Linked DNA regions of Homo sapiens: regions 1, 2, 3, 4, 5 and 7 are each linked to region 6. A link is a loop called in an ENCODE intact Hi-C map of the cell type or tissue named here. Cell type or tissue: chondrocyte. All regions are shown on one strand. Region 1 holds the start of CMTR2 (cap methyltransferase 2). Region 2 holds the start of ZNF821 (zinc finger protein 821). Region 3 overlaps PKD1L3 (polycystin 1 like 3, transient receptor potential channel interacting). Region 4 overlaps ZNF19 (zinc finger protein 19). Region 5 overlaps DHX38 (DEAH-box helicase 38). Region 6 holds the start of PHLPP2 (PH domain and leucine rich repeat protein phosphatase 2). Region 7 holds the start of TAT-AS1 (TAT antisense RNA 1).

Region 1 (4,000 bases), 430 kb before region 6:
ATGAGGACAACTTAAGTGATTCAGACACTCCACCGTTCTGACTATACTTTTGCTGTGTTGCCACCTAATTTTTATTACTACTCCCTTACTCACTACTCCAGCCAAACAGGCCTTTCTGCTGTTCACTGAAGACACCAAGCACATTCCAAGACAAAAGTCTTTCTGCATTGGTGGTCCCTCTGCCTGGAATGCTCTTTCCCCAGCTGTCAGCACAGCTAACTCCTTCACCTCCTTCCAATATTTGCTCAAATGTCATTTTCTCAGTGAAGCCTACCTAAGATTGCATCTTGCATTCCCCATGCCTCTTACCTCGCTGTATTTTTTTCCTATGGTACTCATGTACTTCCAACCTATAACTTCCTTCTTTTTGTTTACTGTTTATTATTTGTCTTCCCCAAACTAGAATGTAAGCTCCACAGGACAGAGATCTTTGTTTTGTTTACACATAGACCATTCCAAGAAGTTGGACATTGCCTGGTACACAGTAAGCACTCAGTATTACTGAATAAATGAGTGGATATCATACTTAGCACAAAAGGGATCTCTCTCTTCAGGTTCTGAATATGAGTCATTAATAGTGCACCTCAACTTCACTCCAGCACTTAAATGCATGACTTAAAAAAAAAAAAAAAAGCATGTGGCTTACAGCGTGTGTGGAAAAATTTTCCAGTATATGATCCTCTGAGCCTTTCATTAAACAGTCCTTTGAGCTTTGTGACATCATAATTCTGCTAAGTGGGTCGCTATTACCATTCTCATATTGCAAACTCAAGTAGGCAGTTATGTAGCCCCCGCCCAAATTAGTGAACCCAAAACAAAACCCACAAGATCTCATCAACAGTTTTTACCTCACAGCTGACACTTATAAAGGAGTTCCAAGTGCTTCCGCCAACTCCTCCTACCAGCAACTGTGAAAACAACGGCCAGTGAGTATCCAGGGCTGACTTTGGGCCGGGCACCCCATATCTCATTTCATCTAGTGAAGTAAGTCCCAAACCCCACTCCAGAGGCCCGGTCCCTGACCTGGAGGAAACTCAGTCCCAGCCCCTGGCTCACCCGCTGGGAAGTCGAAGGAGGGCCCGGAATCGTACCCAGGCCTGGATTACCTTCGCCCACGCCCACTGGGGCCCCAGTGTCTGGAGAGGCTGCACTTTACTCTCTCGAGGAAGCCATTCTGCACTTCCGCTCTCGGGGCTGCTTCCCGGGATGGTCCCTCCCTTTGGGTCCGCGGCGCCTCCAGCCACAAGGCAGGGAGATGGTGCGCCGGACTGGGGGGAAGGCTGTCCGGACCCGCCCTCGCGGCACCGGGAAGCCAGTCCCACCTCCGGGCCCCGCAGCCGCGAATGCCGGCAGACAGGGACCAGGAGGCACTCAAGTCCCACTGCGCACGCGCCCTGTAGGCCGGGCCGGAGTCACGTGCGCCAACGTTACGCACGCCGGCGACTCTCGCCTCGCCTAGGCCTCAGCTCCCTAGGTTTTGCTTCGCGGAGTACAGAAGCTGGGAGGCGCCAGCCTCCCGCCCCCGGCCACTATGGCAACGGAAGCGGCGCGCGCAGGCGGAGCATTCTTTGGCTCCGTCCCGAAGAGGGGTGAAAGGGAGAGGGACAGGGAGGCGAAGGGGAGGGGGAGGGGGAGGGAGGGAAGGGACGGGGCAAACCTGTCTGTCAGGACGTGCTGGTTCCGCTCACTGGCTGCTGGCCCCAAGGGCTTTCAGACTCTTCTGGACAGTTGTTACTTCCTGTACAGACTGGGTTGAAACTGCAGCTCAAAAGACGATAGGTTAAAAGCCAAACTAGGGAACTGCAAGATAAGATTGTTTATATATACATGACATAATATATATTAATTATGTTGCTTAATAAGCCAATAAGAAAAAGGCCAACAACCCCAGAAGGAAAATGAGCAAATATTAGAACAGGCCTCCCAAAAAACAAAAAAGTCAAACAAATAGCCACTAAGGATATACAAAACTGTTTAAACTATTATTAGACAAGAATGGAAATGAAAACAGCAAGTTTTCTTTTTACTCGGTTTAGCAAAGATGTAAAACCTTGGTAATGACCACTGTTGGTGTGACTATGGGGAAACAGGTTTACATCTGTGGATGGAAGAAAAACGTTATTAGAAACCTTACGGAAGGCAAACTTATTTATTTGTTTGTTTACTGAAACAAGGTCTTACCCTCACCCAGGCTGGTGTGCAGTGGCTCGATCTCGGCTCACTGCAGCCTCAACTTCCCCGGGCTCACGCGATCCTCCTAGAGAGATGGCATCTCCCTATCTTAGGCTGGTCTGGAACTCCTGGACTCAAGCGATCCGTTGGTCTCGGCCACCCAAAGTGCTGGGATTACAGGCATGAGCCAAGCCGCCTAGCCCAGAAGGCAAACGTTGAAAAGAGACATGCACTTTGGCTGGGCGCAGTGGCTCACGCCTGTAATCCCAGCATTTTGAGAGGCCGAGGCGAGCGGATCACGAGGTCAAGAGTCCGAGACCAGCCTGACCAACATAGTGAAACCCCGTCTCTACTAATAATGCAAAAAATTAGCCAGGCGTGGTGGCGGGCGCCTGTAATCCTAGCTACTTGGGAGGCTGAGGCAGGAGAATCGCTTGAACCCGGGAGGCGGAGGTTGGAGCGAGCCGAGATCTCACCACTGCACACCAGCCCGGGCGACAGTGCGAGACTCCGTCTCGGGAAAAAAAGAGGACATGCATTTTAACCCAGCAATTCCTCCTCCTCGCAGTTTATCCTTAGGAGATAATTAAACAGCTGGCACTCACTTTGGACAAAATGTTCATTTCAGCATCTCAATAACATAGCCAAATGGAAATACTCTAAATGTCTACTTTAAGAGAATTAATTAAATTATTACAGTACATCTATATAATGCACATATATGCATTATATGCAGCCATTAATAGGCTGTATGTGTCAACAGTATTGCATGAAAATAGAAGAATATTAGAATTATGTGTAGAGTTTTTAACCATTTATGTAAATAGATATATAGACATAAATGTAAAATTCATTTTTTACAAGTCTTCCAGAACATGGACCAATGGAGAAAAGATTATATTTTCACAAAATAGTGGTAGGTCATTTGTGTCTCTCCATGCAAAAAAAATTGTATTTGGACCCTCCTTACATCATAAACAAAAATACATTTCATTTGGATTGTCAGTCTGTATTTTAAAAGTTAATAAGAAAACATAAGAGAACATCTTTGCAACCTTGAAGTAGTCAAAAAGTTTATAACAGGACACAAAATACTAATCATAAAGGAAAAATGTATAAATTGAACTATATTAAAACTAAAAATATTTAGAGCCTGTAGTCCCAGCTCTAGGGAGGCTGAGGCAGGAGGATGGCATGAACCCAGGAGGTGGAACTTGCAGTGAACCGAGATTGCACCACTGCACTCCAGCCTGGGTGACAGAGCGAGACTCCGTCTCACAAAAAAAAAAAAAAAAAAAAAAAAAGAAAGCACGGGCTGGGTGTGGTGGCTTATGCCTGTAATCCCAGCATTCTGGGAGGCCAAGGCGGGCAGACTGCTTGAGTCCAGGAGTTTGAGACCAGCCTAGGCAACATAGTGAAACCCCGTCTCTACTGAAAAACAAAAAATTAACCTGGCATGGTGGTGTGCACCTGTAATCTCAGCTACAAGGGAGGCTGAGGTGGATCACCTGAGCCCAGGAGGTTGAGGATGCAGTGAGCTGAGATCACACCACTGCACTCTAGCCAGTACAACAGAGTGAGACCCTGTCTCAAAATAATAATAAAGTACAGGGATTTATTGCAAAGTGAATAGCATTTATACAAGTAAGTGCTATATTGTGTGGTACAAGTTAAGTGTTGTAGGAGTCTAAAGAATGAAGTTAGTAGGAAAAATATAGGAAAAGACTAGGGAAAAAGAAACTTTAATTTCTGTTCTTTTAAGGGTGAAGTTACGTGGGGAAGGGGAGTGCCAGCCTAGCTCAGGAAAATAATGAGTGAAAAAACAGGC
Region 2 (4,000 bases), 160 kb after region 6:
TAAAAATACAAAAATTAGCTGGGCATGGTGGTGCACACCTGTAAATTCCAGCTACTCGGGAAGCTGAGGCATGAGAATCGCTTGAACCTGGGGAGGGGAGGTTGCAGTGAGCTGGGATGGAGGCACTACACTGCAGCTTGGGCAACAGAGTGAGACTCCATCTCAAAAAAAGATAAAAAACTGCCATGGGCGGTGGCTCTCGCCTGTAATCCCAGCACTTTGGGAGGCTGAGGCGGGTGGATCACCTGAGGTCGGGAGTTTGAGAACAGCCTGGCCAACATGGTGAAACCCCGTCTGTACTAAAAATACAAAAACTAGCTGGGCGTGGTGATGCATGTCTGTAATCTCAGCTACTCAGGAGGTTGAGGCAGGGAATTGCTTGAACCCGGGAGGCGGAGGTTGCAGTGAGCCAAGAACGCACCACTGCACTCCAGCCTGGGCGACAGAACGAGACTCCGTCTCAAAAAAAAAAAAAAAAGATAAATAAAAATTTAAAAAAATAAAATATACTCCTCTAATGTGATAATCTATTGAGGCTAAATATATATATACTCTATTATAGAAGAAAAAACAGAATCTTGACTAATTTTTATATTTTCTCCCTTCAAGATCAGAAACTGAAACTGTAAGATAAAGGTAATAAAGTCCCTTCTGAAGGAAGGCCAAATAATTTGAACCAGACAACATTTCAATATTAAAGCTCCAAGTCAAAAGACAGAGATGAGTGTCTGCGTATTTAAATCAGCAATGCCCGCTGCATCTTATAATCCTCCTAGTGGCCAAATGGGGAACTGACCAGATGGTACCCAATGGGACTTCACACCTGAGTGATCAAGAGAAAAATAAGCAATTACAGTCCCCTCCCACACAACGAAACGAAAATAATAACAAAAACACCCACAAAAACAGGCCTGTGGGGTCATGGGCTGTTGAAAATCAATAAGTAAATAAATAAATGGCGCTGAAAGGACACTCTTGACCACAAAGCAAGATCTCAGAGGCCAGATGACTTGTTTTATAGGCAGTTAAAGCTAATAAAACCCAGAGACATACAGCCCTAAAGGTCACTCATTTTGTTTTACTTTTAACACTGCCTCAATTTCCAAGCCAAAACCTGAAACCAAACCAAACCAAAAATGTAAATAGATAGCTGCCTGAACATGGGCTGGGAAGACAGGTAAACGGTGAGATTCAGGTCTAAAGGGATTCCATTTTAAAAGGAAAGCAGTTCTGTCTGTCTTCAGAGCAAGGTTAAGAGTCCTCGGGAAGGTGCAACGTCTCCCCTGAACACTGTCTCTGCTCTCCCACAGGTATTAGGTTGCAGCGTCTAGGGCACACCACAGACTTTGGCAAGAAAAAAAACGAGTGAAATCTCAGCTTGATGAAAAGAGAGTGCGTTCCCACCTCCAGCTCTGGTGCAGTTCCCACGGAGCAAAGCAAACTCGACTGAATCCAAGTGATCTGTATCTGCCAAAAAGGAGAGGACAAGAAAGCTGGTCACTTAGCCGCCTGGCTGTTCACCTGACCCCTGGGGTTGGGTCTGGGGCGTGTCTAATCAGCCGAGATGGTCCCTCTGCTTCTTCAAGCATGAGCCCAGGTAAATTCCCAGGAATTACCAGACAAGAGCCTGACAAGAGCCGGAGGTCTTCCGAGGCGGCTCAGACAAACCCTTAGACAACACAATCTCCGAAATCTAAATTTAGAAGCTTTTCTGCGAGACCCAGACGCGGGGACTGATACCCCCCGGTCTGCACGCCCACGCCCATCCTCCCCTCCCCCAGCTCCACCCAAGGCTGTCAGACGCCGGGGCCGTCCCCGCCGGGGCCCGAGGAGGCGGGGTGCCCGCGGCCCGCGCAAAAGCCCCCCGGCCCCGCACCCCGCGCCCCGCGCCCGAGAGCGCCAAGGGGCAGCAGGAGGAGCGGCCGGGGAGGAATTGGGGTTGGAAGCGGGGAGGGTGAGCCCGGGCTGCCCCCCTAGGCCGGAGCTGGCCCCCGGCCCTCTCCCCAGTGCAGACAAAAGGACCAACAGCCGGCGGCCGCGAGGGGGCGAGGAGCCCGCATCCCCAGCCCGGACCCGGAGGGAGGGCAGGGGGTCTTTTTACCCGGCGCCTCGGCGCTGCGCTGCGCTCTGGGTCCCTGGGCCCCGCCTCCGGACAGACGGACCGCCGGACAATGGACCCGGGACCGCAGCCCAAGCCAGCCGGGCCGGGGCGCTCCGGGACTGGGCCCCGGCGAGCGGAAGGGGCTCCGGGCCGAGCCGAGCCGGTGGCGGGGAGCCGAGGGGCGGCGCTGCAGACGGACAAAGCCAACAGCAGACAGACAGACGGAGGGGGAAAAAGATGGCGACGCGGGCGGCGGGAGCGCGCGGCTCGCGCACCCGCAGCTAGTGAGGCGCGTGCACGAGCCTCCCTCTCCCCCTCCCCCGCGCCGGCCAGGTCCCCTTCCCCGCGGCCCGGCGCGCGCCTGGCGTTGTGGGCGGGGCCTGAGGAGAGGGGCTCTGGAGAGGAGGGGCTCCGGGGAGCGCCCAATCCCGGGCGCCCGAGAGGGGCTCGCCCGCGTTCCAGGGCTCCGGAACCCCCCGCCTCGCCCATTCCCGGGTCTTTCTCTGGCTGTCTCAGCCGCTCAGCTCCCCCAGACCTTCCTGGACGTGTAAACGCCACCCTACCCAGCCCCGATCCTGGTTTCTTACCCCACCATCGAGTTCAGCCACAAAACCCACAACCCCCAACCACAGCTCCGCCGCAGGCACCCCCTCTCCTTAGCCCGGATCCCCACCACCGTCACAAACCCTCTTCGCCTCATTCCCCCACGCTTCGCGGTGGCTTCGGCTCCCGAGGCTTTGAATGTGACCACGGGCCTTGGTGGGAGGGGCCAAGTTCAGCTGTCAGAACCTCAGAGCTGGGAAATCTTGAGATTTCTTTTGAGTATTTAATTTTCTGACATGATTCTCAACTGATAAAATAACATTGGCTGCAGACCCAGGGGCAGGGGAACTTGTGGCACTGTTGTCACTTGAGGGATGTTTGGGGGCAATGGAGAGCCGTTGGACCTTTTTTTTTTTTTTTTTTTTGAGACAGAGTCTCGCTCTGTCACCCAGGCTGCAATGCAATGGCGCGATCTTCGCTCACTGCAACCTGCGCCTCCCAGGTTCAAGCGATTCTCGTGCTTCAGCCTCCCGAGTAGCTGGGACTACAGGCGTGCACCACCACGCCCAGCTAATTTTTGTATTTTTAGTAGACGGGGTTTCACCATGTTGGCCAGGCTGGTCCCGAACTCCTGACCTCAGGTGATCCTCCCGCCTCGGCCTCTCAAAGTGCTGGGATTACAGGCGTAAGCCACTGTGCCCGGCCTGGTTGGACGCACTTCTAGTCAAACACCTCCTCCTGTCCACGTCCTTCTCTCTCCTAGTTCCTGTTGCCTTCTTTTCTTCCTCTCTTCTAGAATGCCTGAGCCTGCCCTGGCATCGCTTACCTGGAGAAGCAGGGAATGCAGAGGAAAGAAGATGAGATCTGGTATTAGAAGATCTGGCTTTGAGCCCCAGCTCTGCCACCCACCAGCCTGTTGACTTTGGGCAAGTCACTTCCCTGTTCTGAGCCTCTGCTTCCTAAGATGTCAAATGGATAATGATGCAATAATTCCTGGCCTTTACTCTCCGAGGGTTGTTGTGCCAGTTAAGTAAAACAAATGGCTAAAAGCATCATGCAAATGTTTTTCGTGATTACTGGCTGCACAAAGGCAGGGCTAACGAGGATGCTGTCATTTGCTGATAAAGTGACAAGTCCTGGTATTTGCATAGAACATTCTTGCAAATTGTCTTTCCCCTAAATCTTTTATGAGATGATCTCATTGTCTGCATCTTGTGTTCAATGTAATAGAATGATTACATTGAGGGATCTTGGTCCTTCACAATTCTGTGATAAATAGCTCATTCATCATTCACTCATTTATTTATTGTGATTAGGATACTTAGATAGCAATTATTGTTGTTTAACTTCAGTCAA
Region 3 (4,000 bases), 240 kb after region 6:
CTAGCACTTTGGGAGACCAAGACATGCAGATCACTTGAACCCAGGAGTTCAAGAACTAGCTTGGGCAACATGGTGAGACCCTGTTTCTACAAAAATAGTTTTAAAATTAGCCAGGCATGGTGGCACACACCTGTAGTCCCAGCTACTCAGGAAGCTGAGGTGGGAGGATCACCTGAGGCTGGCGAGGTTGAGGCTACAGTGAGCTGTGATCCATGTCACAGCACTCCAGCTGGGGTGACAGAGCAAGACCCCATCTGAAAGAAACAACCAACCAACCAACAAACCAAGAGGCAGAGAACCTTAAAAAAAAAAAACCAAAAAAAACTACAAAACCTGTCAATTTGACAATGTGGAAAGTAGATAAAGGAAAGAGAATGGATTATAACAAATAATGCAAAATAATATGGTAAATTAAGTCCAAATGGATTGGTAATCATGGTTAATGTAAACATATTAAACTCATGTATTAAAAGAGATTATTAGATCTGGTTTTTTAAACATCCAGTTATATGTTGCTTGCAAGACATAACTCTAAGCAAAACCATAAAAAGGGCTGAAAGTAAAAAGATAAGAACAAACAATAGAAATAATATCAGTATGTCAACTTTCTTTAGTTAATATAAAATGGAATTTAAGATACAAAGTGTCAACAGGATCAAAGGGAGACCTATATAATAAAAAAAAAAGTATCCAGAAGAAATAACATACACTTAAATGCTCCTAATAAACATCCAATAGACATATAAAATATGTCTATACGGTAAAAACTTACATAACTGAAGGAGAATTAAACTCACAGTCTTTCCTCTATTGGAAACACAGAGATTAAACAGATAAAAAATCACATTTCTGCAACAAAAATGAGTATGTTTGAATAAATATGTCTATATATGTTTTAAAAATACTAGAACTTTGGATGCAATGGTATATGCCTGTAATCCTAGCTACTCGGGAAGCTGAGGTGGGAGGACTGCTTGAGCCTAGGTGTTTGGGACCAGCTTGGCAAACACAGTGAGACCCTATCTCAAAAATCAAAACAAAACAAACCTAGAACTGTATCAGGTCTAGGGAGGGGAAATAGTATTCGCTACCCCTTAAGTTTTGGTGAAGGAGAGAAAATTTCTACCAGTTTATTCCTATACACAAGCAACACACAATTTAAAACATATATTTTTGGTTTGTTTTTTAGAGACAGGATCTCATTTTTTTTTTCCCACTTCTTGCTGAGAGTCCATGATTTTTAGTTTCAAGACTTATTTGTTTTCTCTGTTTTGTTTTGAGATGGAGTCTTCACTCCTTCGCACAGGCTGGAGTGCAGTGGCGTGATCTCAGCTCACTGCAGCCTTGACCTCCCGGGTTCAACTTCCCTGCCTCAGCCTCCCCAGTAGCTGGGACTACAGGCGTGCACCACTGCGCATGGCTAACTTTTGTATTTTTGGTAGAGAAGGGGTTTTACCATGTTGGCCAGGCTGGTCTCGAACTCCTGACTTCAGGTGATCTGCCCACCTCAGCCTCCCAAAATGTTGGGATTACAGGAGTGAGACACCGTACCTTGGCCCTTCTCCTTGAATCTGATTTTCAAAGTTAGGACATAAAAGGCTAAAGCCCCTACTTAGTTCTGTTGAACTGCCCATTCTGGAGGGAGACAGCCACCCCTGTGAAAAATGCCACTCTCTTGAGGTTGCCACGCAGAAGCCATACATAGGTGCTTTGTTGACAGCCACAGATGAGCTCTCAGTTGACAGCCAGCGCCCCCTGCTGACCTTGTGAGCGAATCATTTTTGGAAATCTAACACAGAGGAGCTTACAGATGAGTAACAGACCCAGCCAGGATGAAAGATCCCAAGGGAAAACTCCCCAGCCATGGCCTCACTGAATTTCTGACCCACAAAACCAGGAGAAAAGTAACATGGTTGTTTTAATCCACTCAGTTTTGGGAGTAATTTCTTATATGCCGCAATTGTAATTGGAGCAGATCTTAACAAAGAAATACACATTTCTTGTTTGTTCTGGGAGTCAAGTACCAGAAGAAACAGTTCCATGTTTTTTTGCCTTTAGGCATTTTAATGTAAGGACGTGGTGTTTGGTTGATAGAGCCACTGAGGCTGGAGCACAGTGGCTGTATCTCGGCTCACTGCAACTTCCGCTTCCTGGGTTCAAGCCACTCTTCTGATTCAGCCTTCCAAGTAGCTGGGACTACAGTCTCATGCTACCAAGTCTGGCTAATTTTTGTACTTTGGTAGAGATGGGGTTTTGCTATGTTGGCCAGGCTGGTCTCAAACTCCTGGCCTCAAGTGATTTGTCCACCTCGGCCTCCCAAAGTGCTGGGATTACAGGTGTGAGCCACCATGCCCGGCTAGGACATGGTGTGTGGGCCTCTTGCAATCATCTTGTTCCCATGAGGAAAAAGCCGAGAGCCGTAATATTGAACCAGAAAGCTGAAGGTAAGAAGGAGGTCAGATAGCAGAGGTATATTCTCCTAGGAATATTCTCATCTTTAGCATTCAGGAGACATAGAAAGATACATGGATACCTAGAAAGATACAGAAGTTGATACGTATATTATACCGTTCTCCTGGTCTGTGAATTCACCAGTACATTGCTTTAATTATTTTGGTTTACTAACATCTTTGCATTTTTTGAGATGGAGTTTCGCTCCGTTGCCCAGGCTGGAGTGCAGTGGCAATCTTGGCTCACTGCAACCTCTGCCTCCCAGGTTCAAGCAGTTCTCCTACCTTAGCCTCCCGAGTAGCTGGGATCACAGGTGTGCACCACCACGCCTGGCTAATTTTTGTATTTTTAGTAGGTCTTGCTATGTTGGCTAGGCTGGTCTTGAACTCCTGACCTCAAGTGATCTGCCTGCCTCAGCCTCCCAAAGTGCAGGGATTGCAAACATGAGTCACGGTGCCTGGCCAGTTTACTAGTGTCTTTGAAAGTCAGTTGAAGGCTACAGCCCTCTAATACTTTCCTTTATTTTTATATTTTGTTCTCATAAATATTTGTATCATCGAAGTAGTGGTATCCTTTTTATATTCCATTGATCTGAGTGATTCTTTTATTCCTAGATATCTTAGTAAATTTATAAATGATTCTCTAGGTAAACAGTTTCAGAAAATAAGGGCAATATTTATAATTTTTATACTTCGAATCTCTTTTTGTCTTCCTTCTGATTTTTAAGGTAATGGTTACACCAGTTACAACCACAACAGTAATGCTTATGTATGTTTGAAATAATACATTAATAAAATGTTAATTTGCATTAAAAACAATTCAATCGTGAACAATTCAATTAATAGTGAACATCAATATTCACTGTTAATAGTAATTTTCCAACAGTACCTAAAGGAAAAGAGCTCTCTCTTTGAAACTGGGATGAAGACCCGGTCAAGCTCACAGTCTCCGAGGTCCACAGCCAGCCAGCAATTGCACAGGAAATGCCACTTCCTCTTAACTGCCATGTCACAGACAATTACCTGGCTGACATACCTATAGTAAAATGAAGATAACCACATTAGGGAGATGGGCTTGAATCAGTTGTCTGTAGTAAGACGTAATCTCAGACCATTAGTAAACTGTCCAAGTAAATGAACTGTTTCATTGCAAGGCAAGAACTAAGGAAAGGAAAGAAAGTTGAGGCCAGACATGGTGATGCACACCTACAATCCCAGCACTGCGTGAGGCTGAGGCAGGTGGATTGCTTGAGCTCAGGCATTTGAGCACAGCTTGGGCAACGTCGCAAAATCCCAACTCTACAAAATATATAAAAATTAGCTGGGCGTGGTGGTGTGCACCTGTAGTCCTGAGCTACTTGAAAGGCTGAGGTGGAAGGATTGTTTGAGCCCGGGAGGTCAAGGCTGCAGTGAGTTGAAATTGCACCACTGCATTCTAGCTTGGGTGACAGAATGAGACTCTGTCAAAAAAAACAAAAAGAAAAGAGAGTAGATCTTATCTTTCCCTTCCCAACTTCTAAGGGAGTTCATGTACCAGACACCAGACTGCA
Region 4 (4,000 bases), 240 kb before region 6:
CCAGTAAAATGCTCTCTTTAGAGCAATAAATTTGCCAATAGCAAGCAGCATTCACTTACTAAATGCTCACTGGGTTAGTGGTGCATAAATATGTACTTTTTAATCCACATCATACCATGAGGTTTGTAATTCTGAGGAAACAGATTTTGAAAGAATAAGTAACTTGTCCTAGGACACCAGAGCCTGTCCTCACCAACACCAAGCTAAATGAAGAGCAAAACAAGCAAAAGACACCAATAAACTCAGAGCGAAACCTAACAAGAAGAATCTCAGACCTTTATTTTTAAAAATAAATTTGACTGAGAATATAAAAGGTTAAAAATAGCAAGTATCATGCTTTTGGATGAAAAATACATATTCTCTTATTTAGTCCTCACAACAATCTTTTGAACCTTTAATTTTTCCCAAATGAGAAGACAAGGCTAAGAGAATAATTTCTTCTACCAAGATCACTCAGCTGGTGAATGGATGAACTCGGATCCCACACTAGATCTGCCAGGCTTCAAAGGTCATGTTTTTGTCTGTTTGTTTGTTTGTTGAGACAAGAATCTCACTGTCACCTGGGCTGGAGTGCAATGGCGTGATCTCAGCTGACTGTAACCACGGCCTCCCAGGTTCAAGCAATTCTCCTGCCTCAGCCTCTCAAGTAACTGGGATTACAGGCATGTGCCACCACACCTGGCTCATTTTTGTAATTTTAGTAGAGACAGGGTTTCATCATATTGCCCAGACTAGTCCTCAAACTACTGGCCTCTAGCGATCCACCCACCTCGGCCTCCCAAAGTGATGGGATTACAGGCGTGAGGCACCGCCTCCTGCTTTTAATAACTACACTAAATTCTTTCCAATAGTAATCCTAACAGGAATGCTTTTAGAACTGGCAAAATGATTTTAAGGTTAACATAAAATAATAGACAAGAATGGCCAAGAAAACTCAGGAAAAAAATCTCAGAGCAAGTCTTCCTTTACTTGGACCTGGAGCAGGCATCTTTTTTGTTCATTGCCCCACTCAAGGGCCATGAAAACCAGAAACTGATTACCAAAGGACCCTGAAGGGCCAACTCAACACACTAAAACATCTGGGTTATTGTTTTAACTATATCATCTCTTACAGACACTTTGTATTCTAGTTAAACAGCAATATTCTATAAAAAGCCAGCATCTTCCCTACAGGGACTTAATGCATGATGCTGTTTTCTGCGAGCCTCATCTTGTGCCGCCACCCTCTTTTCTCTTAGTTTAGCTACAATGGCCTTCTTTCAGTTTCCTCTGTGCTAACTCAGGACCTTCATACCTGCTGTTTCTTCTGTATGAACTACTCTTCTCCAATCTCAGAACCATTACAACTGAGATTCTCTGCCTGCCATTCTCTCCAGTAATCTAGCCGCCATTCTCTCCAGTAATCTATCCACCCTTCACCTTCAGATCATGATCGCTCTACAGACCAGGTCAGGTGTCTCTGTTAAACACTCCACTCGCACCGTACTCCTTTTCCTATATACCACTTAATCCAGTTTGAAATTATATATTGATTTGTGCTTTCTTCATTCAACAAATATTTATCTCATACATATTTCATGCAAGGCCACGTGTGACACACAACAGATGAAGTAGAGAGAGAAGGGGCATGATCCTGTCCCTCGCAGAGCTTAGTCTAAAGGAAAGACACATTAATCAAGATTCTCTCAAATAACTTTTAAGTCCACAATTTAAATCACTGCCAGGGGAAACTAACGTGGATGGGAAGCTTAAGAAAATAAATTAACTAAGGTATGAAGGAAATCTTTACAAAAGTAACAGCATACGCAAAAGCCATGTTCTAGTAGTGAAGGATCAAGAACACTGTAGTAGCAGTCAAAGGAGAGTGTGCTGTTAGATGATGCTGAAGAAGTCACAAGGGACAAAGCCACACTTTGTGCACGTCAAGAACTTGGTCTTCGATCTACGTGCACTAAGTCACGGGCAGGTGGAGTGAAATAACCAGATTTGATTAATACATGACTTTCCCATTGGGCGGAAAGCTTCCTGGGGGCGGGGCCCACGCCCCGCCTCATTCACCGCTGCATCCCCGGAATCTAGAGCAGGAACTGGCACATAGCTGCTCAGTAAGCAGCTGTGGCCCAATGAGCAGATGGGGTTTGGGCGGCGTCGAGAACAGAGGCGTCCCTTCCATCCAGCCGCCCATATCCACAGCCTCCATTTCCCAAGGCGCCGATGCAGGCGTGGGGGAGCGAAGGCACCAGAGGGAGACCGGGACCGGCCCGCGAGCAGCCTCCGCTCCCCGGTCCCGGAGGGGCCGCCCTGTCTCCCTCCACTGAGGCAGCAGGGACGAAGCCGACAGCCTTCTCTAGAGGTGCAGTGCCTGAGCCTAGCAAGGACTCCTAGGCGACAAACCCCAACACTCACCTCAGGAAAAACAGAAAGCGGTGCGTGAACGGAAGTGCGTCACTACTTTGGCCTTGCACCCAGGCTCACACGCGTACTCTCTAGGATGCCGGAGCGGTCTTCTCAGTGGTTGTGTGGTTTTACTCCCGGGAGGAGTTTCCACCCGGGGATCCTCAGAGACCTTGAATAGGAAAGAAAGTATATCATTGTTTTCGCTAATCTCTAACCGAAATTTAGCATTTTCTTCTATGTTGGCAACAAACTACTGTAGTATCAGCCGTATCTGTGACTGTCACCGATAGAAATCACAGATATTTTCATATCACATTACAGTTGATGCAGATCTCAGAATATGGCTATTCTCGTCACTAATTTGAAATTGTCCTTGTTGTTATCGGGCCCACCTCAAGTCTTGTCATTACATTTCATCACGTTGGTAAAGCTGCACTTATATTTCTGTATCACAAATTCTAAAAAACTGTTTAATTGTATGTTCATTGGTTTTGAAGGTGTCACCAGACTGCCAAAGGGTCTTTGCACAAAAAAGCTGTCCTCCTTAGAGGTAAAGACCCAGACACGTTAAGAAAGACCAGGTCAGCAGGCCAGGCGCGGTGGCTCACGCCTGTAATCCCAGCACTTTCGGAGGCCAAGGCGGGCAGATCACCTGAGGTCAGGAGTTCGAGACCAGCCTGGTCAACGTGGTGAAACCTCGTCTCTACTAAAAATACAAAAATTAGCCAGGCGTAATGGCGGGCACCTGTAATCCCAGCTACTCGGGAGGCTGAGGCAGGAGAATTGCTTGAACCCGAGAGGTGGAGGTTGCAGTGAGCCGAGATTGTGCCATTGCACTCCAGCCTGGGCGACAAAAGCAAAACTCCATCTCAAAAAAAAAAAAAACCAAAAAAACAAAAAAAAACAAAAAGAAAGAAAGACCAGGTCTAAGGAGGGATATATTAAGTAACTATTTAGGAAGTGAAAACGGTGGACATTTTTTTTTTTAATGACTGAATACAAGGCAGCCAGAGCAATCTATAATAGCCATGAATTTTGGATGACCTGATAGATGAAGGTGCCATTAGCTGAGATCAGGAATTGAAGAAGAGGAGCTGGTTTCAGGCAAGAAGGTGAAAGAATTTAGTTTCAAAAATACTGAACACACACACACACACCTGCCTTATTAACATTTAATTCACACACCATACAATTCATCAATGCAGAGTATAAAATTAAATAGGTTTTAGTGTGTTCAGAGACTTGCGCAAACATCACCACAATCAGTTTCAGGACATTTTCATCTCCCCAAAGGAACCTCATAACCATCAGCAGTCACTCTCCATTTTCCCTCTGGTAAGCAGAATGGTGTTTTGTTCCCCTCAAAGATGTATATGTCCTAATCTCTAGAACCTGTGAGTACATTAAGTTACATGACAAAGGGAAATTGAGGTTGCAGGTGGAATTAAGATTGCTAGTCAGCCAACTTTAAGATTATCTTGGGGCTAGGCACAGTGGCTCACATCTGTAATCCCAGCACTGTGGGAGGCCCAGGTGGGCAGATCACTTGAGCCTGGGAGTTCAAACCAGCCTGGGCAACATGACAAAACCCTGTCTCTACCGA
Region 5 (4,000 bases), 380 kb after region 6:
TTAAGAAAAGAGCTGTTGCCTGTAACATAGCTGCTCTCCTTGAGTGTGTGGTCTTCGTTTTATTATGAAAATTGATGATAAAGGAGATAATGGGTAAATATGTATAAGAGACCAGCATTTCTAATAGTATTGGTGATAGAGAAAGGACAGTGCTATGGAACAAAGCTAGACAAAAAAATCCAATGCTGTCCTTGCTCAGTATTAAGTTTTATAGCTGATAGAATTGTAACTATTAAAAAAAATGATTCACTGTAAACTCGCACTAGTATTTTTTGAATTCTTGCTGGAAAATAACTGTTACTGTGGGTTTGAAATTTTCTAGGCAGTAACTATTTTTCCCCCTTGGGAGAATGGGGATAGGTGAGTTTCAGGAGTCCACGGATCACATTCGAGCAGTGCAGGTTGCACCTGTGAGTGAGTGGGCAGCCTGTCCTTTCTCTAGGGTGAAGATGTGTATACCTTAGGATGGGATGCATGTTTTTAAGCTTCGTGTGACTCTTCATAGATGAGCGGGATAGAAGTAGGCACAGCAGCAGATCAGAGCGAGATGGAGGGTCAGAGCGTAGCAGCAGAAGAAATGAACCCGAGAGCCCACGACATCGACCTAAAGGTAGACTCACTGTTTTGGTGGCTTGTGAGGATTCAAGTGTATAAAAGGCAGAGTGAGTGACTCTCGTCTTCAGTGAGATTGCTGAGGCATTGAGTCAGAATTCCCGATTCTACCATGAACATCTTGGGATAGTTGGTTCTGAGTCAGGTGGGCACAGCTCTGCACTTGGGGTGGATATGGTTCCTGTAAGGTGAGAGGCTGGTTTGCTGAATGGCCAGTTTTCCAAATGGTAGGAAAGAATAGGGAGCTGGAGGTAGAAGAAGTGTTTATTAAAAAGAACTACTTATATCCAAGAAGGGTGTGTTTGTAGAGATAAAGTAAATATCCCTTAAAATGTTGTCATAAACACAGAATGCAAACTGGACCATTGGCTAGGTGCAGTGGCTCATACCTGTAATCCCAGTACTTTGGGAGGCTGAGGCAGGCAGATTACTTGAGGTCAGGAGTTCGAGACCAGCCTGGCCAACATGGTGAAACCCCATCCCTACTAAAAATACAAAAATTAGCCTGGGGTGGTGGTGGGTACCTATAATCCCAGCTATTCGGTAGGCTGAGGCAGGAGAATCACTTGTACCCGGGAGGCAGAGGTTGCAGTGAGCCAAGATCACACCACTGTACTCCAGCCTGGGCGACAGAGCAAGACTTTGTCTCAAAAAAAGAAAAAAAGGAAAAATACATCCTGGACCATTAAAAATTGAGATATCTTTAAAAACTGTCAAAACCGATCTTAACCGTTATAGATACATGCAAGGTTTAGAAATAGTAAAAGGAGTAAATTTGGGGAATTGACTTTTGGCAACTGGTTCTAGACCATGTCATGGTTAAGTGAGATGTTTCCTGTGGATGTGTCTTTTGTGGCCCAGATGCAGCCACCCCTTCAAGGTCTACCTGGGAGGAAGAGGACAGTGGCTATGGCTCCTCAAGGCGCTCACAGTGGGAATCGCCCTCCCCGACGCCTTCCTATCGGGATTCTGAGCGGAGCCATCGGCTGTCCACTCGAGATCGAGACAGGTGATGTTCTGGGCAGAGCAGCCCAGTTTCGCTGGGTGGGCGGTAAGGAGCCTCGGCAGGGAGAGCAGATGGTGGCCAGGAGGACGTGGCTTAGCTCAGTGACAGTTTTGTGATGCTGGTGCTGCTGTTCCCAGGTCTGTGAGGGGCAAGTACTCGGATGACACGCCTCTGCCAACTCCCTCCTACAAATATAACGAGTGGGCCGATGACAGAAGACACTTGGGGTCCACCCCGCGTCTGTCCAGGGGCCGAGGTGAGGCCTGTGGGGCAGCAGGCAGAAGAGCAGGCTTGCTTGCCCTAGCGAGGATGAGCAGGGGCTGCCCTTCTGGAGCTGCATGGCCCTGCAGATCTGTCTGGGGCCGCTGGGGACAGGCCAGGGCATGGACTGACCTGCTTCCTGTGCTCCTCCAGGAAGACGTGAGGAGGGCGAAGAAGGAATTTCATTTGACACGGAGGAGGAGCGGCAGCAGTGGGAAGATGACCAGAGGGTAAAGTTTTATACCTCTGAGGGGCTGATCGGGGCTGGTGGCCGTCTGTAGATGGGTGACCCTCTAGCAGGACTGGGCTTTGATGAGGGTACACCTGAGCCCTGTTCAGACCCAATGCCCTGGAGTCTCTTTGCAGAGGCATAGACGGCACGGTGAACCCTGTCACTCACTGCAGTAGGCTGACCTAACTGTTCTGTTATGTGTTGGTGCCACCATGTGGTAAATCTAAGAAGTGCTATCGTGATGGGCTGCCCTCCAGTCCTGTGTAGTTGCCCACTGTGGTTCTCCTCCAGATGGCATGTGTCTGCAGGGAGGCCTCTCCTGCACCCCTCACAAGGGTAGCTCCACTGCAGTAGTGACTTCCTACCAAGCGTCCCTTCTTCTGTTGGCCATGTCTCGTGCATAAACTTGATCTGTCCCTCACTCCCTTGCTTTGCCTCCTGCCCTGCAGCAAGCCGATCGGGATTGGTACATGATGGACGAGGGCTATGACGAGTTCCACAACCCGCTGGCCTACTCCTCCGAGGACTACGTGAGGAGGCGGGAGCAGCACCTGCATAAACAGAAGCAGAAGCGCATTTCAGCTCAGCGGAGACAGATCAATGAGGTGAGGCTGCCTGCAGAAGTTGGAGCAGATTCAGAGCTGGAGGTAGAGCACGTGGGGAAGCAGCAGGTTATCCCCAAGTGAGGGCAGCACAGCTTGTCCCCTGATTGCCGAGAAGCCCAGATCCTCTGGAGGTGGAAGAGGAGTGGGTGATGAGCCTTTTAGTAGCTTAAGGAAAGCCCCGGCTCGTACTTCTCTCTTTTGCAGTACTTCCTTGAGGGGAAGTACTGTTGATGGGAACAGGTGCATTGGGACCTGCCTCTGTGGTCTGTGTTCTTTGTGTCTCTGATGTGGGCTAGGGACACTTACCATTTGTGTGTCCCTCTAGAGGTTCTGATTTAGATGAAAGGTGCTGCTGCTTGGAACAAACTCCTGCAGGTGATTTGGGATCAGCACCTCTTCTGTCTTTGGAGCTGTGGGTAGAGGCCTGTGACATCTTTGCAGCTACCAGTGGCCTTCTGTCAGGACTTGATGTGTGGACTTACCTCATAACCTTTCAGGACGACCTTTGGGGTGGCAATTTGAGTGTGGCTCCCATTGTGTCCTCACAGGATAACGAGCGCTGGGAGACAAACCGCATGCTCACCAGTGGGGTGGTCCATCGGCTGGAGGTGGATGAGGACTTTGAAGAGGACAACGCGGCCAAGGTGCATCTGATGGTGCACAATCTGGTGCCTCCCTTTCTGGATGGGCGCATTGTCTTCACCAAGCAGGTGAGGCTCCTCTGTGGCCAGGGACAAGACAGCTCAGAGAGACCTGATGTGGGCCAGGTGCAGTGGCTCATGCCTGTCATCCCGGCACTTTGGGAGGCTGAGGAGGGTGGATCATTGGATACCAGGAGTTCAAGGCCTGCCTGGGCAATATAGTGAAACCCTGTCTCAAAAGTACAAAAATTAGCCGGGTGTGGTGGCAGGCACCTGTAGTTTCAGCTACTCGGGAGGCTGAGGCAGGAGAGTTGCTTGAACCTGGGAGGCAGAACCTGCAGTGAGCAGAGATCACACCACTGCACTCCAGTCTGGGCGACAGAGCAAGACTCTGTCTCACACACAAAAAAGGCCTGATGTGGAGACAGAAAGAAGAGAAGGGAGAAAATAGCCCTGTACCATGAGAGGGTAGCAGTCCCTTTCACAAGTAGGGATCTTATGAACATGGCCTTCTTGCTGATTTTAACGGGCATCGCTCTTTCTCCCCACTGCTGCAGCCGGAGCCGGTGATTCCAGTGAAGGATGCTACTTCTGACCTGGCCATCATTGCTCGGAAAGGCAGCCAGACAGTGCGGAAGCACAG
Region 6 (4,000 bases):
TTGGCATTAATTGTTTATACATACTTTGCTAAACACCCAAAACTGTTCTTGAAAAAAAAAAAATGAATCTCATGACACACACCGACATTAGCTGTAACTTCCTATCTTCTATAAGCTGAGTAAAAAAGTTAATCATTACTAAAAAAAAACCATAAACCCCAAATTGTAGGAAACACCTGGAAAATTTACAAACCTATGGTCCAGCAATTCGCTAAATAAATCTGGGGGCACATTTTGAAGGAAATTTTCCAGTATCCCAGGATAGATGGAACTGGATCTAGTCTGGCTAAGTTAGACTGGCTTAGTTATATTAGCCTTTTGAAGAATATCTGTATTATCTGACAATAATGTTCATGATTTGGTATTAGGTATAAAAGAGTTACAAAAAAGAATGAAGTTTTGGAAGGGTCTTCAGAGAAAAATGAGTGGGAGATGACTCTTCCCAATTCAGAGTATTCTACTGTAATACTTCTTTTCCAGCATCACTTGGCACAATTCAACCACTCAGCTACTTAACAAAACTGTATGAGGCCGGGCGTGGTGGCTCATCCTTGTAATTCCAACACTTCGGGAGGCCAAGGCGGGCGGATCACTGGAGATCAGGAGTTCAAGACCAGCCTGGGAAACATAGCGCAACCCTGTCTCTACTAAAAATACAAAAAAATCAGTGGGGTGTGGTGGCGGGTGCCCGTGATCCTAGCTACTCAAGAGGCTGAGGCAGGAGAATCGCTTGAACCCTGGAGGCAGAGGTTGCAGAGATCGAGTCACTGCACTCAGGCTTGGGTGACAGAGTGAGACCCTGTCTCAAAAAATAAATAAAAAGAAAAAAAACTGAGAGGCAGTAGCACAAAAAATGTTTTATATTTTACAGAGTTCTAGTTTACGTTGTTCCATGGATTCACTGGGTTCTATTATTGTTTTTCCGTGTTCCCATCTTTGTAACATCGTACTAACCTTCATAACATGTAAATACTGCTGAACCTCAATCCCAATAAACTACTAAAGGATTTTTAACATCATACGTTTTGTTTTGCAATGTATTTTTGAAACACATCAAATTTAAATTTTCTTTCCTTTCCATCCTTCTACTGGGCAAGTTTCATATCCTGAATTCCTCATGTAGAACTCTAGAAGGAATTCCATTCCACCTGCGGAAGGACACCTAGTTTACGTATTTGACCTACAGAAAAATTTCTCTGCAACTCTTTCAAATGCTAGTAAAAAACTCCACCCAGTCAGCCTCCCACAACCCCTCCCTTTAACCATCTTCTCCTCCCCACTATCGCCACCCTACCTTGTGCATTCCTTCGTAAACTTACTTCTCATCACCTTCAAGGTTCCACTCCCCTCTTGCCTACATCTGTTTTCATATCCTCCCACTCCCCCAATTCCTGCCAAGAAGCCCCGCTAGCTGCCTGTTGCATAACGGCTCCCCCATTCCGTCTCCCTCGGCAGTCGGCCCCGCTCCCGGGAGCAGGAATGCCCCTTTCGGCCCGGCCCCTCCTCCCTTCCGCAACACGCCCAGCAAGTCCCCGCGACGCAGCTCCAGCGGGGATTCTCTCTCCAAGCTGGGCGGGTCGTCCTTGCCGGCTGGCACCTCGGGTAGCGAGCCCCGAGGGCAGAGGAGCCGGCTCCACCCGGCCTGGCCCCGAACCCTCCGCGGCGCCGGCCAATCGCCGCTGCCATCCTCCCGCTGGGGTGATGTCTTCAGGTGTCCGGGAGGGGAGAAAGCCCTGCGTACTTCCAGCCCCGCTCCTGTGCCAGGAACCGGCGGCCCTCCGAGCCCTCCGGAGCCGGCCTCCGGGCCCCGAGCGCGGCGAGGCAAGCAGGGGCGGCGAAGGGTCCGGGTGGGCGGCGGCTACCCGCAGCCCAAAGGCGTGGGCCTGCGAGGCGGGCGGCGCGCGGCCAGGGATGGGCAGCAGCGGGGTACCGAGGCGCCGAGGCCTGGACGCGGGCGCGGCGCGGAGGCCTCGGCGTCCCCAGCCGGGTGTGGGGCGGCCGACTGACTGACGCCGGGCGGGGGCCGCCGACTGCCTCAGCCACTGCGCGGGGCGGGGGCGGCAGCGGCCTCTAGCCTCCCTCGTTCCCTCCCTAGTCCGCTTGCCCGCTCGCCCGCTCGCTCGCTCGCTGGTCCATCCGCCTCCTCACCTTCAGGACCCGGATCCCTCCCGGCCGGCGGCTCGCGGGCGCTTCGGGCGGCTCCGGGGGCTCCAGCGGGCCCGCGGGCCCCGGCTCCACCTCCCCCATCGGCGACCCAGGATTCACAGAGACGCCCGGCCCGCGCGACGGCGTGCGGAGCCTCGGCGGCGCGCGCGAGCAACCGGTGGCCCCGCCCCCCGCGGCCCGCCGGCTCCGCCCCTCCGGCGGCTCGCCAGCTCCGCCCCTCCCGCAGCCCCGCTGGACCTAAGCAGCTGCCGGCGCCGAGTGGCCCGGGCGCCACCGAGCCGCATTCCGGCCGCGGCCCGCGTGGCGGAACCTGGCACCACCGCAGAGCGCTGGGCCTCCACTGCCCGCCGCCCTAGGCTTGGAGGACTAGAGCGCAAGGAGGGGTATTTGCTGCTTTCCCCGCCCTCTAAGAAACCCGCGGGAGAAAGAAGCAGGTGGCGCCGGCACCTGTCAATTGTGACAAGACGCTGCCCTCCGCCAGGGTGGCTCTTGTAACTTCCCTCACCTGCCAAGCCGTTGAACGAACTGTTGAGAATACTCACCTTGGCAAGGCCTTTTCTCTTCCTTATCAGAGATGCGTGCGACCTTCTTAAGCAAATTCAACCCAACCTCGTACAAAACGTCCGCTCACCTCCCAGCCATGTTTTAATTCCCTTGCCTCCTCCTGGAGCAAAATTATCAGAATTCGGTGCTCTGCTTCAAGCAGTAATATGGCCTGTGACCCGGTTTATGATTTATTTGCAAGGCTGATTCAGAAAAAAACTTTTAAAAGTTAACTTCTTTTCTTTTCTTTGTTTTGTTTTTCTTTTCGTTCTCGCAGTGATAGTAGTTTTGTTGCCAATGGGCCAAATTTGGAGTCAGCCAGCCTGTTTCCAGATCTCCCCTCTGCCCTTCTTTAGATCTATACCCCTGTGCAAGTTACTTGATCTAAGCCTTTCGTTCTTAAGCTGTGAGAAAGAGATTAAAATCTGCCAAGTAGTTATGATGAAGATTTAGTGCATACAAAGTGCCTAACGTATAGTGGGGATCCATAGTAGCCATTATAATTCCAAAATTCTAAATTGAAGATCCAATCGGTTTCTCGAAAAGTACTCTGTCGATTCCTCCTAAATTTTCCTAGGAAGGCTTCTAGACTTCCAGATTTTTAGGGCTTCCCCTCATACATAGGGTGTTGAATCTTCAAGCAACTTGTAAGGAATTAGACAGCAAAAAACAGTAATTTCTTCACTTTCATAGAACTGTAATTCCAGTACTTTGGGAAGCCAAGGCAGGCAGATTACTTGAGGCCAGGAGTCCGAGACCAGCCTGACCAACATAGCGAAACCCTGTCTATACCAAAAATACAAAAAAATGAGCTGGGCAGGGTGGCGCACGCCTGTAATCCCAGCCACTTGGGAGGTGGAGGCAGGAGAATCGCTTGAACCCGGGAGGCGGAGGTTGCAGTGAGACGAGATCGTGCCACTGCACTCCAGCCTGGGTGACAAAGCAGGACCCTTTGTCCCTATTATCCATTGCTTCAGTTTGCCTCATTCAGACTAACTGTATGTCTAGAATAATTGCAGGCTTAGTACAAGACTTTTAGATTTAACAGAGCAGTCTGTGTCCCCCATCTGAGATATGTATCCATTTGGAGATATTTTAAATGCCAGGACCAAATTTGGCTCTTGCAGGTTCCGACCCCTTTCTGACCTACTTTCTCCCTTCACAAGTTAGCTTTGTATATACCAAAATTCCAATCTCCAGTAATCTTCATTTCTTGGCCTCATTTTAATGCATTAAAAACGATTTGTCACTGTGAGTCTGGTTTAAGGTGGGAGAAAACTCTTAGGTCATC
Region 7 (4,000 bases), 160 kb before region 6:
TGAAAAGGTGTCAAATCTTGTCAACTAACTTTTCTACATCAGTTGAGATGATCATGTGGTTTTTGTCCTTCATTCTGTTAATGTGGCATATTATATTGATTGATTTTTATATGTTGCATCTCAGTAATAAATCCCACTTGATCATGGTGTATAATCCTTGTAACATACTGTTGAATTTGGTTTGCTAGTACCATGCTAATCTTCTCTGTATTGTTCCAATTTTAGAATATGCACTGCCAAAGGGAACACTCCCACAGCTTTACTTTTTAAATATGGTATAACGTAAAAATACATTAAATTTAGGCTATCAAATGAGTTAAAGACCAATAATTCTTTTCTACATTTGAAACACACAAAAATTAAGACACACATGTGCTAGTTCTTCTGTTTATTGTTTTCTTTGAGGAATTGGGCATCACCTCCTATACAGCTTCAACCTTAACCTTAGCAAATGACTGACTGCCTCTTTGGAAGGTGCTGTGAAACAATTTGGCCTATAGAGAGCATCTGTATTTGCAGGTTCTATAACATTATATGAAACTTGTTTGTAAATAAACCTAAATTGTTTAAAATAAATAAGGATATAAATAATATGTACTGAGAATTCAGTTCTTTTCCAACATATATGCAATAATTCAAACTTCAGGGTACGTAAAATACAACACCTCACACAGAATAATGTGCAGAATATGCGGAGTAACAAAAATTCTCTCCTTGACCAAACTCTAGCCAGGTTCCTCTGAGCCATTTGTGGACTAGGCCTCAACAGACTTGAACAAAACTCTAACACAGTCTCTAACAGTTCAAGGTAGCATCTCTAGGATGACTCCAGCCCCGCTTTAAAGGGCCTGCCTAAAAAAACTCAGGCTGCCAAAGGAATTTACTGTTCCAGCCAACACCTTAAGATATGGCTCCTATCTCCCAGCATCTGTAGGAGGATAAAAGCCTAACTTCCAGAAACACCCTTTAACAAACCCAGATGGGTTTCACATGGACTAACCCCTACTTCGCACTTTTTGTAATCTTTCACTTCCCTCACTCTTCTGAGCGCCCCCTCATTCCTCTCCCCTTCCCTATTTCCCCATTTTTCCTTTAAAGTCTGAGTAACATTTGTACAAATCAAAGTTGAGTTCAGTTCGTGCTGGACTCCTCCTTATTCCATTAGTATATTACTGGTTAAAACCTGTCTCAACCGCTTTACTGTCCTGCTTTGTCTTTGACAAAGGCACGGGGGTGGATTTATTTTTCTGGCTGAGTAGAGATCCTAATGTCAGGCACTGCGGACGGTGAGGGCCACGATTCTTTGGAGAAAAGTTCCAAGGGGCTATACCATTGGAAACTAACACCAGCTAATAGAATTGTCTGCTCTGCGTCACAACTCATGGAAGTTGCTGCTTCTGATCCAGAGCTGGGAAAGGTTAACAGGTGATTACAAAAGCCTAGGATGTTTTGTCAACTTCCTGGAACAATTCCACCAGTCAGAGCCCAAACCGGGGGCAAAGGAGGAAGAGAAACTCGAAGCAGGGTGTGACCAGGGTAGACAGGCTGAAAAAGGAAACAAAATGTAACATCCTAAGAGAACGCAGAGGCCGAATAAAGGAACTAACCCTCACCTGCAGCTCAGATTCTACGCCGGCGCCCGGAGCTGTGTCCTGTTGCCTAGCGACGGCGCATGCGCACTGACTAGCGCAGCCCCCTAAACATGCATCCGCGCCTGCGCAGCCGCGGGTCGCCCAGGGTTGGGATGTTGGTGTCGGCTGGGGGCTGCTGTGAGGCGCTTGGTAGCACCCAGTCCTGATACTCTCCAGTTACCCGGTAGGCGGGGCTCGGACACAAAGAAAAGGTGAATTCGCAGCTGAGAGCCCTTGTTTCCGGTCCTTTTTTTTTTTTTTTTGAGATGGAGTCTCGCTCTGTCACCCAGGCTGGAGTGCAGTGGCGCCATCTCGGCTCACTGCAAGCTCTGCCTCCGGTGTTCAAGCGATTCTCCTGCCTCAGCCTTCTAAGTAGCTAGGATTACAGGCGCGCGTCACCACGCTTGGCTAATTTTTGTATTTTTAGTAGAGCCGAGGTTTCACCAAGTTGGTCAAGATGGTCTCAAACTTCTGACCTCGTGATCCGCCCGCCTCGGCCTCCCAAAGTGCCGGGATTACAGGCGTGAGCCACCGCGCCCGGCCGTCTCCGATCTTTACACGCATTCTTCGTGTTATCTGAAGACACTCTGACGCCACCACCCAAAGCAACTGGCAGTTGACTCTTGGCAATTTTAAGCTTGTGTGGAAAGCAGCCGCCGCCCGGTAGCTCCTTTTTATCTAGAGACACTCAGGATGTGGGGGACACCCCAGCAATGCCATCCCTCCTTTGACCTCCAGAGCGCGCAGAATTACAAAGTTGAGTAATACTTTATTTGAAAAAATGAAAAGTGCACACACACACACACACACACACACTTACATAGGCACAGTATAATCTGGAAGTATGACCAGCAAATGATAACTGATTCCCTCAGGGGAGAAGAAACTGGGTGGCTGAAGGACAGGAATGAGAAAGAAGGACAGTTGCGTTTGTTTGTATCGTTTGAAATTGTCCAGTGTGTATGTGTTCTTTTCAAATGTTTGAAGAACCATTGGCTCCCTTATCAAAATGTAAATACCAAGGAAAATCAGGAATTTAAGAAGTCTAAGAATTCTGTAATGCTGGGTAGAATTTTCTGTACGTGTAAAACTAAAATGTCTTTTGTAAATCACTGAGTCTTCCTGTTTATTTCTGGTTAGAGATCTTTGGGGGCTTGGATGGAGGAACAGGAAAAGAGGAGCCAGGCTTTTTTGGAAAATTGGCGGCAGCGGTGGCATACGGGAAACTGAAATCTTTATCTAATCTCATCCTTTGTATATTCGTCTTGGATTTGCTGAAGAAAATTAAAAGGTAAATTTTGCTGTGAGCTCACTGAACTCAAATTGAAAGGGAACATATGCTGTTTATTTTTGTGAAGGACATTAATTGGGTGTGACTGGCAGGGTTGAGACCTGAAGTTCCTCTTTTAGATAAGGAAAATTTCCCTTGGTGAGAAATCTCTAGACTAGTTATGATAGATTCCTAACCCCCAACCTTGAAAGGTAACTTAAGGCTCCCTCCTCTAAGGGAAGGGCTGAAGAAAAAATTAAACAGGCAACTGTGCCTATGAAGATTTGCGAAAAAAAAAAAAAAAAAAAAACATCTAGGACACTTCTCATTCACTGGGTCAAGCCAGAGCCATCAACTTTGTGACCTAGTGAGTGGTTAGTGGATATAGGCAAGCGTAGTAACTTGGGACCAGAGGTTAGGGATCCAGAAAGTTGAAAATGTAAAGACAAAGGCCAGAGGTTATAACTTACTGCCTCTTGGTAAGTAGGAAGCCAGAAGTTGAGCTCCCAAATAAAATGTTTTAGGAACTGTGGTTCTTAAGTAACTCCAAAAGTCAGTACATTTACAAAGAAGTAAATGAAACCTCATAGGTAATGAAACAATGAGACTGAGGAGTGCCTGGGATTAGAAATTCCCAAACGGAGAAAAAAACACATCACAGAAGAGCCATACTTGGTGAAATTTATTAAAAAAAAAAAAAGAAAAACAATAATTTATGCCCTTGGCAAAATAAAAGATCTTATCAATATAAATGTTTCTTAGAAAATGTATGAAAAGATAATATATATTAATAAATCAATATTAACATTACAGCAAAAGTAATAATGATTATATAACAATGACAAGTGAAGATATTTCTGGCCCTTACACAGTAGTATTTCTGGAAGGTCTCTGATTCCTGCTTGCTCTAGTACAGGCGTGCTCTCACTTTAAGAAAGCCTGATGCCGCTGGGCGAGGTGGCTCACGCCTGTAATCCCAGTACTTTAGGAGACCCAGGCGGGCAGATTGCCTGAGGTCAGGAGTTTGAGACCAGCCTGGCTAACATGGTGAAACCCTGTCTCTACTAAAAATACAAAAATTAGCCGGGCATGGTGGCTC

What was found. A loop is a pair of places that touch in the nucleus more often than their neighbours do. Peaks named below come from ENCODE experiments on the same cell type or tissue, not always from the same donor. Only the 100,000 strongest peaks of a DNase experiment are listed, where the experiment ranks them.
Region 1: it touches region 6 in a loop (14-fold over the local background); 2 of 110 quality-filtered maps call a loop at or near these places.
Region 2: it touches region 6 in a loop (5-fold over the local background); 26 of 110 quality-filtered maps call a loop at or near these places.
Region 3: it touches region 6 in a loop (6-fold over the local background); 4 of 110 quality-filtered maps call a loop at or near these places.
Region 4: it touches region 6 in a loop (7-fold over the local background); 5 of 110 quality-filtered maps call a loop at or near these places.
Region 5: it touches region 6 in a loop (3-fold over the local background); 12 of 110 quality-filtered maps call a loop at or near these places.
Region 7: it touches region 6 in a loop (2.3-fold over the local background); 7 of 110 quality-filtered maps call a loop at or near these places.

The regions. Positions count from the first base shown.
Region 1 is chr16:71,288,030-71,292,029 of GRCh38, forward strand. CMTR2 (cap methyltransferase 2) reads right to left here and starts at 1,373. Exons shown (of 3, transcript NM_018348.6): 1 at 1,107-1,373; 2 at 849-908. It overlaps LOC102723786 (a long non-coding RNA gene), which reads left to right and starts at 771. Exons shown (of 4, transcript XR_933707.3): 1 at 771-926. RefSeq lists silencers at 1,126-1,495, 1,576-1,645. In chondrocyte, a CTCF peak has its summit at 1,566; DNase peaks (open chromatin) are centred at 1,372 and 2,320.
Region 2 is chr16:71,881,807-71,885,806 of GRCh38, forward strand. It overlaps ZNF821 (zinc finger protein 821), which reads right to left and starts at 2,376. Exons shown (of 8, transcript NM_001201552.2): 1 at 2,102-2,376; 2 at 1,405-1,467. RefSeq lists enhancers at 1,202-1,401, 3,242-3,742 and silencers at 1,762-1,881, 1,902-2,661. In chondrocyte, CTCF peaks have their summits at 792, 994, 2,042 (motif pointing right) and 2,243; DNase peaks (open chromatin) are centred at 2,068 and 2,385.
Region 3 is chr16:71,959,866-71,963,865 of GRCh38, forward strand. PKD1L3 (polycystin 1 like 3, transient receptor potential channel interacting) reads right to left here. Exons shown (of 30, transcript NM_181536.2): 16 at 3,340-3,486. Among named protein-coding and RNA genes, the nearest start is that of PKD1L3, 39 kb to the right of the region's middle. In chondrocyte, CTCF peaks have their summits at 1,761 (motif pointing left) and 1,968; no DNase peak of the experiment used is centred here.
Region 4 is chr16:71,482,183-71,486,182 of GRCh38, forward strand. It overlaps ZNF19 (zinc finger protein 19), which reads right to left. Exons shown (of 6, transcript NM_006961.4): 2 at 2,407-2,566. Among named protein-coding and RNA genes, the nearest start is that of ZNF19, 5.1 kb to the right of the region's middle. RefSeq lists an enhancer at 1,686-2,595 and a silencer at 2,163-2,442. In chondrocyte, a CTCF peak has its summit at 2,246 (motif pointing right); a DNase peak (open chromatin) is centred at 2,261.
Region 5 is chr16:72,097,172-72,101,171 of GRCh38, forward strand. DHX38 (DEAH-box helicase 38) reads left to right here. Exons shown (of 27, transcript NM_014003.4): 4 at 506-610; 5 at 1,474-1,621; 6 at 1,756-1,874; 7 at 2,033-2,109; 8 at 2,561-2,716; 9 at 3,265-3,426; 10 at 3,915-4,000. Among named protein-coding and RNA genes, the nearest start is that of DHX38, 5.3 kb to the left of the region's middle. RefSeq lists an enhancer at 1,831-2,331. In chondrocyte, CTCF peaks have their summits at 2,306 (motif pointing left) and 2,512; no DNase peak of the experiment used is centred here.
Region 6 is chr16:71,721,621-71,725,620 of GRCh38, forward strand. It overlaps PHLPP2 (PH domain and leucine rich repeat protein phosphatase 2), which reads right to left and starts at 3,081. Exons shown (of 19, transcript NM_015020.3): 1 at 2,709-3,081. RefSeq lists an enhancer at 1,418-1,919 and a silencer at 1,685-2,654. In chondrocyte, a CTCF peak has its summit at 1,749; DNase peaks (open chromatin) are centred at 1,651 and 2,328.
Region 7 is chr16:71,563,280-71,567,279 of GRCh38, forward strand. TAT (tyrosine aminotransferase) reads right to left here. Exons shown (of 12, transcript NM_000353.3): 12 at 2,381-4,000. It overlaps TAT-AS1 (TAT antisense RNA 1), which reads left to right and starts at 1,737. Exons shown (of 3, transcript NR_103852.1): 1 at 1,737-1,843; 2 at 2,772-2,922. LOC124903710 (a long non-coding RNA gene) reads right to left here and starts at 1,661. Exons shown (of 2, transcript XR_007065106.1): 1 at 1,614-1,661; 2 at 374-1,545. It also overlaps the pseudogene RNU6-1061P. RefSeq lists an enhancer at 2,157-2,688. In chondrocyte, CTCF peaks have their summits at 1,943 and 2,150; DNase peaks (open chromatin) are centred at 1,692 and 2,202.